2 separate regions of the Homo sapiens genome follow, and region 1 is linked to region 2. A link is an interaction called in ENCODE POLR2A ChIA-PET data of the cell type or tissue named here. Cell type or tissue: MCF 10A. All regions are shown on one strand. Links, peaks and the distances in the headings refer to the core of each region. The heading gives the core; the rest is flanking DNA.

The links. Peaks named below come from ENCODE experiments on the same cell type or tissue, not always from the same donor. Only the 100,000 strongest peaks of a DNase experiment are listed, where the experiment ranks them.
Region 1: POLR2A ChIA-PET joins it to region 2 with 6 read pairs; 2 of 35 experiments call an interaction of 5 or more read pairs at or near these places.

What each region holds. Positions count from the first base shown.
Region 1 is chr13:21,674,394-21,683,070 of GRCh38, reverse strand. FGF9 (fibroblast growth factor 9) reads right to left here. Exons shown (of 3, transcript NM_002010.3): 2 at 1,926-2,029. Among named protein-coding and RNA genes, the nearest start is that of FGF9, 7.7 kb to the right of the region's middle. RefSeq lists a silencer at 7,575-7,624. In MCF 10A, for the core only: a CTCF peak has its summit at 6,181 (motif pointing left); no DNase peak of the experiment used is centred there.
Region 2 is chr13:21,065,951-21,073,950 of GRCh38, reverse strand. LOC105370104 (a long non-coding RNA gene) reads right to left here and starts at 6,419. Exons shown (of 4, transcript XR_941728.1): 1 at 6,354-6,419; 2 at 3,894-3,975; 3 at 1,611-1,647. In MCF 10A, for the core only: no CTCF peak of the experiment used is centred there; a DNase peak (open chromatin) is centred at 4,220.

The DNA.
Region 1 (8,677 bases), core at 678-8,677, 610 kb before region 2:
CAAATAGTAGGGCCCTATTTAGGTTTCCTCATTCATTCTATTCTTTAAAATTGTTTACTTTGCTGTATCTCTTATAAAATAACATATATAAACTATACTTTGAGATAAACAATTTTAAAATAATTTAATATTTGAGATGCATACTCAAATTAAGTATATTTATTTGAAATGCATATGTTGAGATGCATATTCAAAAAAAATTTTTTTGGTGGGGATACGTGATCAAAAAATTTGGAGGCCACTGTGATAAAGTTCCATCTACACACTAAAAGTCAGAACTTCTCTTCTACACACACAAAAAAAGCATTTTATTGAGTTCAACTGTGACCCACTCAAACCCACATTACATACCTAAAAGCAAAAAAAAAAAAAAAAACTGAAGTTGTGACAAAAAAGATCATTTTCTATTTTTTTAATGTAAGTTTCCTTTATCTTGTATCTTATCTTTTTTCACACTTAAAGGTATTCACAAAAATTGTGTAGGGAGTTAATAATTTTGCCTAAACCATCCACTGTGTTTAAAAAGCTAAAGTCAATCCTATACTTACAAATACATTTTAGCATTTTATATATATGTATGTGTGTATCTATATATACATATTTTTACAAGCCTAATGGTAGAAAATTATATCTAGAAAAAGTTTTGCCCTTCATTTCTGTGTATTGAGAACTCCAAATCTTTCCTCATTCTAAGCTTCTTTTCATTTTCAACTTTTTGTAAACTAAAGTTCTCATATTTCAGAAAACATGGATTAAATTCTCATTTGACCACCAGTAATTGCAACGATAAGTTACTTTGGGAGACCAAGGCAAGAGGATCACTTGAGGCCAGGAGTTCAAGACCAGCCTGAGCAACATAGCGTGACCTTGTCTCTACAAAAAAAAAAAATTTTCGTTAACTACGTGTGGTGATGCACACCCATAGTCCCAGCTACACAGGAGGCTGAGGCAGGAGGATCTTCTGAGCCCATGAGTTCCAGGCTGCAGTGAGCAATGATTACACCACTGCACTCTAGCCTGGGCAACAGCAATACCCTATCTCAAAAAAAAAAAAAAGAAAGAAAAGAAAAGAAAGAGAGAAAGAAACGCTACAGATTAATTTCATTACAAGTTTGAAAGTTGAAAACCCAAGTTAGTATATATTATTCATACTTATACATTCAGCAAAAATGTATTAAGTCCCTGCTGCGTACCACACACTGTGTTTTAGGTACTGCATTAATAGGAGTAAAGTGATACCATGATGGAAAGTTAGTCCCCGCCACAGAGTGGAAGAGTAGACTTTGTCTCATTCACACCTCAGCACCTATAACAGTGCCTGTCTGGCACCTGGCAGAGCACAATAAATACTTCTTCACTGTCTCCCATGAGGACCTTACAACCTAGTGGGGATGTGGAGTGGGAAAAAAAGAAATTCATAACATTTGCAAATAATTACAATATCGTAATATTCTTATTCACGTACAAAAATATCTGACAACAATTTCCATCTCCCTTCTTCTCTGCATAATGAAAATCTTGGATGTAGCTCAGAGAGAGTTTAGATTCACTGCATGGTCTATTTCTAGTTTTAATTACAATGCTTGGCAAAGCTTAGGAGGAGATCATTTCAATTCATTTCAAAAATAACTCTCATTCAATACAAAGAGATGGGATTTTTCACACTTGTAAATTTTTTTATTTACTTGATAATTAAGATGGTTTGGCATATAAATAAAGCATTTTCTTAGCAACTTTGGTCTAGTGAAGGTGCAGAGCTGTTTATCTATTAATAAAAATAAAATGGCTTTCCTCAAAAAGTAAAAACTTACACTCGCCTTCCAAACAGACTCAGTTGCATTTCTGGCCCTTTTTAATCCAGAGAAAAGACAGCTGTTCAAATCAAACATGGAGATAAAGCTGGATGAAGTCCCTCCAGTACTTACTGATCCATACAGCTCCCCCTTCTCATTCATCCCGAGGTAGAGTCCACTGTCCACGCCTCGAATGCTGACCAGGCCCACTGCTATACTGATAAATTCCAGAATGCCTGTAGACAAAGGGTAGAAGGCAGAGGACAGATCAGATCACAGAGCATGTCCTTAGAGTCCCAGCATCCCTGGGGTTTTGGAGAGGACACTAAGCCCAGCTCCCCACTTGGATAACCCCACGCTAGTTAAAGAAGTGTCTTCTCTTTGAAAATCACTGTGTAAAAGAATTGATTTTCAACTAAATTCTATCTTATCATAATGACACAAAAATACTTACCAACATGACTTACACAAAAAACAAAACATTTTAAAAATTAAAAAGTTAGTATCTACATAGATATGCTAAGAAGTAATAGGACAGAAAAACCAGTGTGTACATAATCTAATTAACTTCAAAGAGTAGAATTTAAGACAAAGACAACCTACATCCACTTTGTAAACATGAAGTTAAGCATCTGTCTGTGATTCTCTTATTTTGAGAGACATAAGACCATTCGCTAAACAGAATACTTTTTTAGAAAAGACAACCTATTTCCACTTTATAAACATGAAGTTAAGTATCTGTGTGTGAGTATCTTGCTTTTGGACTTCCCAGCCTTTAGAACTGGGAGAAATAAATACCTGTTTAAGTAGCAAAAAAAAAAAAAAGTATTCTGTTTAGAGAATAGTCTCTCAAAATAAGAGAATGAAGTGCTAACTAAAGCCTTGATTGGTTTATACAGAAAATTATCCAGCTCTCTATTGTGTTAACTTTTTTTAACTCTATCTAGAAAACTAAAACTGCCCACATACATCCCAATTATTTTTGCTTAAACAAAGTATTGGTTTTTGCTATACTTATCTAAACCTCAAAGAGATAGTTAAGCAATTAAAATAATAATATTCTGAAGAGATAAATACTGCTCTTGATTTAAAGTAGGCATGGAATGCTGTATTCCAAAATCAAATCGACACAATGATCTTATTTTACTTCCTTCTTTCCCCTTGCTTACCTCACTAAGAATAACACCTAAGCTGGGCATAAATCCAGAATTTTATGGCCACACAACAGCAGTTTCAATTTCTGTAACTACAGTGTGGTTATAAGATGATTAGCCCACAGTATATTTAGGACACTGCTAATTTTTTTTTTTTTTTTTTTTTTGAGATGGAGTCTTACTCTGTTGCCCAGGCTGGAGTGTAGTGGTGCGATCTTGGCTCACTGCAAGCTCCGCCTCCCGGATTCACACCATTCTCCTGCCTCAGCCTCCTGAGTAGCTGGGACTTCAGGCTGGGACAGCCACCACGCTGGGCTAAATTTTTTTTTTTTTTTTTTTTTGTATTTTTAGTAGAGACGGGGTTTCACTGTGTTAGCCAGGATGGTCTCAATCTCCTGACCTCGTGATCGACCCGCCTCGGCTTCCCAAAGTGCTGGGATTACAGGCGTGAGCTACCGCGCCTGTCTGGACACTGCTAATATTATTTGTACTCAGCCATTTTTTCCTTTTTATTGTAAATTAAAGTGCTACATTTTATGTAGACCTTACATTAATGCATATCAAATATTGAGTTCTTGTTTTAAAAATACTTTCAAATATTAAAAATTTTACTTACATTTAAGAGTTCAGAAAAAAACTTAGGGTAACAATGTGCTATAGTCAGTCTCATGTGACTAATAAAAAAGCACTTACATGAATTTTTCAACAATTAATTCTGCAACTCTCACAAAATACACTGGTACTGCAATCAAAAGAAGACATGAACAGCATAAATCTAATAAAGGATTAACTCAAGAGGAAACTATTTCAAGGTGATGTAAAAAAGAAGAGCTATTTCTTCTAAAGGGGCATTCCTAATTCTTTTATAAGGACAAAATGTAACAAATTTATCTTGTGCTTAATGTAATTATTTTAATAGGATGTTAAACAGTATATCAAAAAAAGTGAAATTACAAATTGTGTTTTGAATCTGATAATCTATGACTCTATGATGGAGAATACATGCAAAAGAAGCCAGTTTATTACTAGCCTTCCCTACTTCAAAAGCAAATGGGAATATAAATAAGGCAATATTTCCATGAGATTCATTTTTCATGAGATGCACTCCCTTTTTGATGCATTTTATTTCATTGTACTATTCTTCTGAGTCAAAATAACTAAAATTGTGGCATTTTATTATTATTAGCAGTCACATGTATGTGAATATCTTCTTAGTAACCTGAAAGCACACCAAAATGTGGGTCATACATACCCTGAAATTAATGTAATGAGTTAATTAATGTTCAATTTTCGTCGTAAGATGAAATGCAGGAAACATTTGGCCCCTTTTGAGGTCTGAATGATTTAATTTACCAGGTCAATAAGGAAAGGTTTAATCATAAAACTAAAAAATATTTGCAGCTTCTAAGGGAGCATGTGATGATCTTTCTGCTTTCCCTGCACACGGAGTAGCTGAGGACTAATAATGAATATTAGCCAGTGTTGCCCATCAGGTCCAACAAAGAATAAGGTGCATGTGATTTCACAAAACCTTTTCACTGGCTGGTCTGCAGAACATCAAGAAAAAAAAATAACAGCAGCAGCAATGATAATTGTAATAGTAAAAATTCTTGAGCATTTAGTCTATGCCAAATGAGAGGCCGTCTCTCATTTAATCCCCAGAACAACTCTAGGCATTACAATATTCTAATCCCCAGTGTACAAATGGGGAAATTGAGGTTTAAGGAGGTTAATAATTAGCCCCCAAGCAACTGGACTCCAAAACCTATTTCCTTAACTATTATGCACATCTTACATTTGGTTTTACCTTTTTTAATGTTTCTGTGATTTCTGTACCATTTTCATATAGCTGAGTTCTGAAAGTATTACTATATAATTTAGAAATGAAGATATCAAGATATCTATCTCGTTTCTTTTTCTGGCATTGACAAGACAGCTGTAATTCATATTCGTTCACTTTTTCATTCAAGAAGCTATTATTGAGGGTTTATTATAAGCCAAGCACCATACCATTTATTGAGTATATAAAGATGAACCGGATATAGCCTAGGTCCTATTACCCTCAAATTTTTGCTCACCATCTGTTGGGAAGAAGAACACGTAAACAGATAAATATAACAACAGTGTGGCAAATGCAGTTGAGAGGGAGCTGTTCAGGGTATGGGCAGTCCAAAGATGGGCAGCTCATCTGGGTTTCTGAAGGCAAGTCAGAGGCTTCCCAAGAAAATAAATACCTGAGATAAGTCTCCAAAAAGCTATCCAAGCGAGAAGGAACTACCTACAGACCCCAGGTGGAAAAGATTTCATCACCTCAAACCACCACCCATTTCTCCGCAGTTCCTTAAAAATAGAGACGTCAAAATAACAGCCCAGCTTTTTATGTGGTCACCTCAGTGATGCAAGGACAAGCAGACCAACTGAACGTAGGAGTCACAGTCATTCTCCCCCATGCAAAGAATTCCACTGTTGTAAGGTCAGGAAGATCTAGCAACCCCGCAACAGGATCCCACCCCAACCAGACCAGAAACCTCATCATTCCTGGTACCCTCTTGTCCACAATAAATTCTATAACCTCAACCAGGTCCATTCAGCTCTCTCTGGGGTGGAGCTGGTGCCAGGCAAGTGCTTCCAACTACACTCCCTGAGTACAACCCACTCCACATGTTATCTGCTCACATGACTGGGCAGCAGAGGGGGCTGGATCAATAACAGCCAGGAGAAGCCTTCTGTGCAGAGACATCTGAATGTTTAATGATCAAGGAGAGAGAAAGGGAAAGAAGGAAAGAGCAAAGAAAAGAAGGAAGGAAGAGGGGAGGAGGAAGGGAGGGAATGATGAGTTTGTGCCTAAAATTAGAACTGTGGCACACACATGTGTACCATGGCAGCCTGTCGCTCATTTTGGGCAGACACAGCCTTGACATCCTTAGCTCAGACGGCCCACAGTAATGGGTAGTGATAGGGTGACATGGGAAGCACAGGGTCGATGACTGCTGTCATTTCTTTGTTCTCTTCCACAGCAGTCAACAGTTCCAAATGAGGATATGCTCATTGGGACCCCATTGGATTTGATGAGGTGTGAGATCATCCATGGTCCATGAGAGACCAGGTCAATGCCTGGACTATTTCAGGAAAATCACCACACCGGACCTTCCTCATTGCCCCAGACTCACTATTAGTGACTATCCCCAGAGCTGATGGGCTGCCCCAGTTCTGTTCACATGGACCATTATCCCAAAGCTGGCACCGCCCCCTAGAGCCCATCTGTGCTGGGCCTCACCTCCAAGGCCAGGCAAGGCAGTGGGAGAGGAAGGCAGTCAGAGCTGCTCCACTCTGGCCCTCATGACATGGTTCTCTGGCTTAAGAGCCCCCAACGCATTACAGAACCGCACTCTTCAGACCACACAAATGTAGGCAGACTGTCGAGAGGGGCAGGGCATGAGGCTGCAGAAAATTAATGATTAAGCCTCTTCCCTGCAGAGCTTCCTGCTCACCCAGAGAAGCTCGAACCAGGGCTGCCAGATCAACCATCTCAGATCCTGCACCGGGGTAAGTTCGGATCTGTAGCAACCTGAGCACATCTCATAGAGTTTATATAGGAAATGACTAACTGAATGGGAGTTATAACTCCACTAATTTTTCCAGAACCTGAAGCAATCCTAAAACCATCTCCTTAAACACCCAGTGTTTTCCTGAGACATTGAAGAGTCAGATACATAGAACAGAATTAAAGTTCAAAACCCTGGAAATAAGTTTTAAACACCTGTTTAAAAAAATCATACTATCATATTTCTCCCCTCTAGTAAAACCTTCACCTGACCCAATTTGAATGGAAGCCCCAGTTTGGGTGCTCATCTGAGGTCCTGATGAAGACCGGCCTTTCAGAGCTACCTAACCCCAGCCAAAAAGGGAACAGACTTAGGTTTCCTAAACAAGTTAAATAGCAGATCAGGCCCAGCGTTCATGTTTTTATTATTTTACATTACTATTTCCCCAAATGATTTTCTGCTCACATTTCTATCCATCTAGCAAGGCTGGAGTGCTTTAAAAGTGAGCTCTATATATAGGCATATAGATATACAGATGAAACAAGACATCTCGCTCCCCCAGCCTACTGCACAGAGATACAATTGCGAGTTCCTTTTCTCCTTGTTCAATCTTATCTCCACACCACCAATCCGAGGGGGAAAAAAAAAAAAAAAGGCTCCTTCAAGGTCCCACCTAAGTTGTCACCTCTGCAGCTCCTGCTGGAACAGTAAGACTCCCCCACCCCCACGTCCTCTGCACTGCTGCTGCTGTGTCACTGCCAAGCTTGCCAGCAGCTGCAGTCACCTGCGGCTGCATGGGGGCGGCAAAAATCCTTTTTCCAGCGCGTTTCCTTCTGCTGTTTGATTTCAGGTAGAAAATGCACCTTCTATTTTAATCAAGGTGTAAACCCACCGCACCCCCCACCTACAGTTACTCTTTTCTAGAGAAACTGAGTGTGAGGACGAACTCCCCAGAGGGGAGCCGGGCTGCGGAGGAGAGGCTGCTGCCGGAGGAGGAGGAGGGCCGAAGGTGAGGCCGCGGCGGCGCGCGGGAGCGCCAGGTGTGCCAGAGCCGGGGCACCGCAGCCCCCTCGCCCCCTCCCGGCGCCTGTGCCCTCCCTCCGCCCTCCCCGCGCGAGCCGCGGTGTCCTAGCGCCGCCGCGGCCTCGTTCCGGGCGGGGCTGGGAAGGCGAGGGTAGGAGGCTCCCGGCACACGCACCACCGCTCTGCGGAGGTTGCTAATATTGGGACCTGCCGCAGCGGCAGCAGCGGGAGACCGCGGCACTGCTGTCACCCCGGGGGCCCGCTTCTCACTGCAACCGGATGAAAGACTTAAATAACCCTCCTGCCTCACCCTGCTTCCCCACCCCCACTGCGCACAGCCACCCACTCAACTCCATCCCAGCCAGAGTGAGTGGCACAGCGGAGCGCCAGAGCGCCCTTCCCCCTCGGCCGACGCCAGGCCGACGGGCTAGCTAGCGGCTCGGCGCCCCCAGTCCCCAACCTGGGCCGGGGCTTCCGCTCCCCTCCCATCCAACACTACCCCTAGCCCCTCCCCCCAGCCCCCACATCCCCCCCAGCCCCCACATCCCCCGCAACACTGTACCGAGAGCGTCTAAGGAGTGGAGATGCCACTTCCCTGACAACACCTTTCTCTGACCTCTAGGGGTGAGGGGTCTAGCTTTTTGTTTAACGGTTTCTATTGAGCCACTGTAGCCCGCCGCTGTCCTCATCCGCTCACCCTAGAATGCGCCTCTCCTGCCCTCCCCTCCCGCGTGGCCCCCGCCCTTGCATCCGCGCTCTCTCCAGTGGCAGAGTTACGGGATTTCTAATGACTCGACTGCATGTGGCAAACGTCCTATCCTAAAGGTGACTGCATCAAAAAAAAAAAATGCTCATGGAGGGAAGGGGTGCGTGAAGAAGCGCCAACTAGAATATCCCATAATCTCTGCACACCAGGGCCCAGTCGTGCTGCACCGGAGTTCTAATAGGGTCTCTCAAAGACAGGCTCGGCTGATCCACACAATAAAACCGGCTCGGGCCCGCCGCGGCGCCCCTGCAGCCGTGCGCCCCCGCCGCGCTCCCGCGCACACCCCGGGCTCCCCCGGTTGTGAAGCCGGAGCGGAGGCGGGGGCGCGGGAAAGCCAGATCGCGATCGGCGAGCTCGCGAGCTCTGCTCTCGGAAAGCGGTTAACAATAGCACGCC
Region 2 (8,000 bases), core at 1-8,000:
TTTCTATTTGTATTAGAGATGGGGTTTCACCATGTTGGCCAGGCTGGTCTCAAACTCCTGACCTCAAGTGATCCACCCACCTCGGCCTCCCAAAGTGCTGGGATAAAGGTGTGAGCCGCCATGCCCAGCCACAGGCATTCTTTTTTTTTTTGAGACAGAGTCTCGCTCTGTCACCCAGGTTGGAGTGCAATGGCTCAAACTCGGCTCACTGCAACTTCTGCCTCCCAGGTTCAAGCAATTCTCCTGCCTTAGCTTCCTGAGTAGCTGGGATTACAGGTGTGTGCCACCACGCCCGGCTAATTTTTGTATTTTTAGTAGAGATGGGGTTTCATCATGTTGGCCACGCTGGTCTCGAACTCCTGACCTCAGGTGATCCATCCGCCTCGGCCTCCTAAAGTGCTGGGATTACAAGCGTGAGCCACTGCGCCCGGCCAAGCAGGCATTCTTATTTATTATTAATTCCTTAAAGTTCTAAGGTCCTCTTCTTTGGAAACACATGAAATATAACTATGTGACAAGAATAACATTTCTTGTTAACAGGAAGTACTCAAATAATTTTGGGGCCACAGACAATAGATAGTAAAGAAATGGCTTCTAATTTCAGAGATAAAATAATAATAACTAACCTGTGGGAAAAGAGAAGAGAAAGGTTGTACCAACTATAGTTATTTTGTTTCTGCCGTGTTTATGGAGGCTTCCATTTGTCCACTTTTTTATGTAAAACACAATTTGTTGAGTGGCTTCTATGTACTAGGCAAGGGGTTGGATACTGTGGCAGCTACCATACCTGCCTACATCCTAACCTCTTACCTCAAAGAGCTAAAACTCTAATAATATGAGACAGGTCTACAAGGAATCATGACACCAGACCATTTCTCAGGGGGCAGAAGTCCCACAGAGCTCCTGGGAATTCAGGAAAAAGCAAAGGGGGCTGTTCCTGGCTAAGATCAAGAACAACTTCTCAGAGACACTGAGTGAGAAGCAGGCCATGAAGGATGGTGTAGTTGTTTCCTGTTGCTGCCGTAACAAATACAGTTTTCCTTCCTTACTTGCAGGGGATACGTTCATCCCCCTGTGGATGCCTGAAACTGCAGATAGCCCTGAACCCTATATAAACTATGTTTTTCCTATACATACATACCTATGATAATTTATAAATTAGGCACAGTAAGAGATTAACAACAATAACTGGTCGGGCACGGTGGCTCACGCCCTGTAATCCCAGCACTTTGGGAGGCCAAGATGGGCGGATCACTTGAGGTCAGGAGTTTGAGACCAGCCTGGCCAACATGGTGAAACCCCGTCTCTACTAAAAATACAAAAATTAGCTGGGCGTGGTGGCGTGCACCTGTAGTCCCAGCTACTCGGGAGGCTGAGGCAAGAGAATCATTTGAACCCAGCAGGCGAAGGCTGCAGTGAACTGAGATCGTGCCACTGGACTCTAGTCTGGGCAACAGAGTGAGACTCCATCTCAGAAAAAAAAAAAAAAGAAAAGAAAAAAAAACTAAAAATAAAATAGAACCATTAACCATTATAACAATATACTGTAATAAAAGTTATGTGAATTTGGTCTCTCTCTCTCCCAAAATATCTTACTGTATTGTACTCACCTATTTTCTGACCTTGGTTGACAGTAGGTAACTGAATCTGTGAAAAGCAAAGTCACAGGTAAGGGGGGACTACTGAACCACAAACTTAGTGGCTGAAAGCAACATAACTTGATTATCTTATAGTCCTGTAGGTCAGAAGCCCAATGTTGATCTTGTTGGACTAAAACCAAGGAGCTGGAGAGCTGCATCCCTTCCTGGAGGCTCTAGCAAAGGGGCTGTTCCTGCTAGTTGGGCTTTTAGCCTAATTCAGGTCTTTGTGGTTTTAGGACTGGGGAGTGTTTCTTGCTGGCTGTTCTCAGCTTCTGGAAGCTGCTGCATCCCTTGACTTGTGGCCTCCATCTTCAAAACTAGCAGCAGGGTCAAGTCCTTCTTTTGCTGTTGCATCTTTCTAGCCTCCCCTTCTGCCTTCTACTGCTTTTAAGGACCCATTTGACTACGCTGGGCCCCACCTGAATAATCCAGCATAGTCTCCCCCGTTTAAGGTTTGTAACCACAACCACATCTACAGCTCCCCCTTTGCCAAGTCAGGTAACACAGTCACTGGTTTCAGTCATTAAGGCATGGACATCTTTGGGGGTGGCTATTATTCTGCCTACTGCAAATGAGAAGGATTTCAACCAAAAGAGAAACTGGGGAGGGGACATCCAGGCCTGGAAAGGCACAAGCAGGGTATGGGGACAGATCCTATGCAGGAAATAGCCATTTCATTGGACCTGGGCTCAAGTGATCCTCCTGCCTCAGCCTCCCAAGTAGCTGGGACTACAGGCATGTGCCACCATGCTGGGCTCTCCGAAATAATTTTTACAGCTTACTCCCCAAGTATTTGTTTGACTGTACATAATCGCAGAGCTGTGCCATCTCATCTGTCTACTTCTTTGTTTACTTCATTTCCCTATTTCTCTAACATCTTCCCTGCTCTCTCAGAAGTCCATTATCTGCATGCCTCAAATACCAGGCTTTCTCTGTGACTTTGTTCTGTCCTTTTCTCCTTCCAAGTATCTTTACCTCAAACATTAGTTCTTCCTCCCACCAATGTCTTTCTGAAGGCTATTAGCTCTAGGACATTTTTCGAGTTCCAACCTCAAACCCAAGAACTCTTTTTGGCCTGGGGTTACCAACTATCAAATACGATCTGCAGAGACTGCATCCTGATTTGTGTAGATTTCCCTTTGCTCTCTGAAATTTGGCAGCCTCTTGGTTACTGGCCGGCTTCCACTTCTGCAGGTGAATCACCTTATCATAATCTCATCATGGTTTTCATTATCAAACCCATTTATCAAGCAGGCAAAGATAACTCATTCGGTTTTTATTTATCAGCTCTGGTTGATAAAGCAAAATACTGAGGGTTTTTTTTTTTTTTTTAGGAGACGAGTCTCACTCTTTCACCCAGGCTGGAGTGCAGTGGCATGATCTTGGCTCACTGCAGCCTCGGCCTCCCGGGTTCAGCAGTTCTCCTGCCTCAGCCTCTGGAGTAGCTGGGACTATAGGCACACACCACCACACCCGGCTAATTTTTTTTTTTGTATTTTAGTAGAGACAGGTTTCACCATGTTGCCCAGGCTGGTCTCGAACTCCTGAGCTCAGACAGTCCTCCCACCTCGGCCTCCCAAAGTGCTAGGATTACAGGCGTGAGCCACCTCGCCCGGCTGATAAAGCAAAATACTGGTCTTAAGGTCAGGCATGGTGGCTCACGCCTGTAATCTCAGCACTTTGGGAGGCCGAGGCGGGATCACAAGGTCAGGAGATCAAGAACATCCTGGCTAACACAGTGAAACCCTGTTCTCTACTAAAAATATAAAAAAAAATTAGCTGGGCGTGGTAGCGGGTGCCTGTAGTCCTAGCTACTCGGGAGGCTGAGGCAGGAGAATGGCGTGAACCCGGGAGGCAGAGCTTGCGGTGAGCTGAGATCGCACCACTGCGTTCTAGCCTGGGCAACAGAGCGAGACTCCATCTCAAAAAAAAAAAAAAAAAAATACTGGTCTTAAAAGGAGCTGTAAAATAACAACCAAAACAACATTTAGTAGTTAATTTTAAATTCAAAGTTTAAAAACATATCATGAAAATGTTTCCTTTACAGTTACACAATTAAATATGTATTGTCAATTTAGATTAACTCAGATGACTTTGAAAATATTAGTTTTGTTATGGAAATGGATTCTTGTTGAGATGAGAGTTTGGGCCTTACCCTGTTGCTCCTAAAGCAAGTTTTACCAATGTTTACTGCAAACGTTTGATAAAAAATTTAAATGGAAGGTTTTGGAGCATATAGAATTAAAACTTCACCTTTTCAATGGGATGTTTCTTTTAATTATAGACAAAGCAGCATTCTGCTCAGGTCTGCAAATGAAATGGAAGTTGCAGCCAACTGTAAACGTAATGAGAAATGAGTAAATAGTTGGTGTTGCTGTCATAGCTCACTCAGCAGACAGAGTAAGCTTTCGGGGGACGTGGTAAGAAAAAAAATTGTTTTAGCAATTCTTCTCTTACTAACGTAAGTGTCAACACAAGAATTCTGTAAATGCAGAATGTGATTTGTATCTTCATAGTGTATCTTTGAGCTTTTCTGGGAATGAATCTTCTCAAATTATTGAGCAATTCTGACTTACGCAACCACATAGTTTATTACTCATCTGAGAAGCAGAGTGGCTATTTGGAGAATGAAGCTACACTTGGAGTCTCTGGAGGTGGCTGGAAAGGGAGGTCTGCGGGGACTGGTCAGGTGGTTGCCCTGGAAAGTTGCTGGAACCCTGGGCCTTCCCTAACTATGCATTAGAGGCTGTTGCTGTATTTTCCTGGAGATTCAGTTTTCCAAAATAGCTAAAAGCAAAGCAATTAGAAATAAATTAAAATCAGAGGAAAATGTACAGTCTCATGATTTTAATATTGGAAAACATGAATAAGAATTGAAATTTAATACTGAAGATTTTCTCCCCTGGTACCCAAATTGTTTTCATAATTGTACAAAATGAGAATTTGTAATGGTTACAATGGTTAAAATGGTAAGTTTTATGTAATGTATATTTTACCACAAATTTAAAAATACGATTTAAATTAAGAAAGAAAACTAGTGGCAAAACCTATTAAATAAAGGCTTTTTAAAAATACAAAATAGGCCAGGTGCGGTGTCTCACACCTGTAATCCCAGCAATTTGGGAAGCCGAGGCGGGTGGATCACTTTGAGCTCAGAAGTTTGAGACCAACCTGGCCAACATGGCGTAACCCTGTCTTTACTAAAAATACAAAAATTAGCCGGACGTAATGGCGCAGGCCTGTGGTCCCAGCTACTCAGTAGGCTGAGGCAGGAGAATCACTTGAACATGGGAGGCAGAGGTTGCAGTGAGCTGAGATTGCACCACTACACTCCAGCCTAGGTGACAGAGTGAGATTCTGTCTCAAACAAACAATAATAATAATAATACTCGTTGGGCGAGGTGGCTCATGCCTGTAATCCTAACACCTCGAGAGGCGGAAATCACCTGAGCCCAGGAGTACGGGACCAGCCTGGACAACATAGCGAAACACAGTGTCTACAAAAAATACAAAAATTAGCCAGGCGTGGTAGCATGCGTCTGTAGTCCCAGCTGCTGGGGAGACTGAGGTAGGAGGATCCCTTGAGCCTGGGAGGTCGAGGCTGCAGTGAGCCGTGATCATGCCACTGCACTCCAGCCTGGGTGACAGACCCAGACCCTGTCTCAAAAAAGCAAAAACAAACAAAACAGTAATACTCCACTTTTCCCTAAATCTGACGTCCAATATTATAAACTCTGTGGAAAATGTCTAGGAAATGAGGGAGCAAAAGGTCTTTTGATAGTTGAAATAGCTGTCAGAAAGTTCTGGTTCTCTGCATAGAAAAAAAGGTTTTAAGGATAAGAAGTTCTATTAGTTTTTACTTTACATATAATTTTAATAAGCTAAGCAATGTTTCTTTGCTAATAGATTAAAAGTTTAAAATTAATAAGGTATGATATATTACTAAAGACTGGATTCTTAATAGCAGAGAAAAAAATAGCTGATTACCTAACAGAGACAAAACAACTCTAAAGAAAAAACCAACTGAGGCAAAAGTTTTTCCTTCTACATTCACATTCAACACTCAACACACTTCTGGTCACCAAAACGTGTGGGTTTTTCCCATCACACACCAACTGGGTGTCCTAGAATAATTCAGTTCAATTCTGACACTATCTACCTGGAGTTAGTGCAGACCCCATAGGTTAAGGGCTCAGTCCTAGAATACTGCCCCCATTTGGGATGCCAATAGTAGGTTGTCACCTAAACTGGTAATCAACTGTCTGTAAATCACTTTTCACTACCCCTTCTCAGGTTTTATTAGTTTGCTAGGATGGCTTATAAAACTCATGGAGGCCGGGTGCAGTGGCTCATGCCTTTGGGAGGCCGAGGCCAGCAGATCACTTGAGGTCAGGAATTTGAGACAGCCTGGCCAACATGGTGAAACCCCGTCTCTACTGAAAAAAAATTAAAAAACAACAAAAATTACCCAGGCATGGTGCCGCACGCCTGTAATTCCAGCTACTCGGGAGGCTGAGGCAGGAGAATCACTTGAACCCGGGAGGCGGAGTTTGCAGTGAGCTGAGATCATGCCACTGCTCTCCAGCCTGGGCGACGGAGCGAGACTCTGTCTCAAAAAAATAAATAAATAAAAATAATAAAACTCATGGAAACACCCGCATTTACAGGTTAATGACAGATACTATAAAGGATACAGATGAACAGAAGAGATACATAGGTTGAGGTCTGGAAGAGTCCTGAGTGCTGGGCTTTCTGTCCCCATGGAGCTGGAGTGTGCCACCCTCCCAGCATGCAGATATATTCATCATCCCAGAAGCTCCTGAACACTGCAGTTTATGGAGGCTTTATGATGTTGGCATGATTATTAACTCAATCACCAGCCCCTCTCCCCTTCCTGGAGGATGGGAGATAGGGCTGAAAGTTCCAAGAGTCTAATCATGACTTGGTCTTTCTGGCAACCAGTCTCCATCCAGGAGCCACCAACAGTCACCTGATTGGAACAAAGATGCTCCTATCGCCCAGGAAATTCTGAGGGATTCAGGAGCTATGTGTCAGGAATTGGGGTCAAAGACCAAATATTAGAACAGAAGATTCTCCTAGCGCCCCTACATACAAGGATATTAAGAGCTCTGTTTCAGGAACTGGAGGCACAGACTAATAGATAAACATTTCATAATAACTAACCACAACAACAACAACAATTCCTCAAAACACAGACAAAGCCTGGTGCGGTGGCTCATGCCTATAATCCCAACACTCAAGACCAGCCTGGGCAATATGGCAGAATAACATCTCTACAAAAAATACAAAAAAATTAGCCTGGTGGGATGGCATACGCCTATGTTCTCCCCCACCCAACAAAAACGAAAAACAAAAAAAAGGCCAAAAAAAAAAAAAAAAACAAAACCCAAAACTGTTAAATTGAATGTATTAAGTGCAATTTTTTTTTTTTTTGAGACAGGGCCTCTGTCACCTAGACTGGAGTGCAGTGGGAGCAATCATGGCTCACTGCAGCCTCAGCCTCCTAAATAGCTGGGACCACAGGCATGTGCCACTATGCCCAGCTAATTTATTTGTATTTTTATGTAGAGACAATGTTTTGCCATGTTGCCCAGGCTGGTCTTGAACTCCTGGACTCAAGTGATCCTCCCACCTCAGCCTCTCATAGTGCTGGGATTACAGGTGTGAACCACCACACCTGGCCTTGAATTTTACCATTAAAATGTTCTTTACATATGGTTTTTGGGGGAGAATATCTTCTCTGTTCTTAAGGAATGCATAATTTAGTTAAGGACATAAACTACTGTATATGGATATAAAACGACTCTAAAACAAATGAAACAAGTCGATGTTCCGTTTTCTTCTCGGTTGTCTGGGTCTTGCATGATCTGATCCTATTCTATTTTTATGCTACTGCCCATAGAGAACATTCTTCTGTAGTTAGGCAGATTTTATTTTATTTTATTTTGAGATAGAGTCTGGCTCTGTCGCCCAGGCTGGAGTGCAGTGGCGCCATTTCGGCTCACTGCAACCTCCACTTCCTGGGCTCAAGCGATTCTCGTGCCTCAGTCTCCTGAGTAGCTGGGATTACAGGCATGTACCCCCATGCCTGGTTAATTTTTGTATTTTTAGTAGAGAAAGGGTTCCGCTACGTTGGCCAGGCTGGTCTAGAACTCCTGGCTTCAAGGGATCCGCCCGCCTCGGCCTCCCAAAGTGCTGGGATTACAGGTGTGAGCCACCGTACCCAGCCATAGTTGATATTCTATAGGAGCCTTAGGGAGAGAACCCCTACACTATCCTGGCTTCACAACTGCAGAGGCCTCACAAGCAAGTGGATTCTCTGTGTCTGCTAGGCCTGGA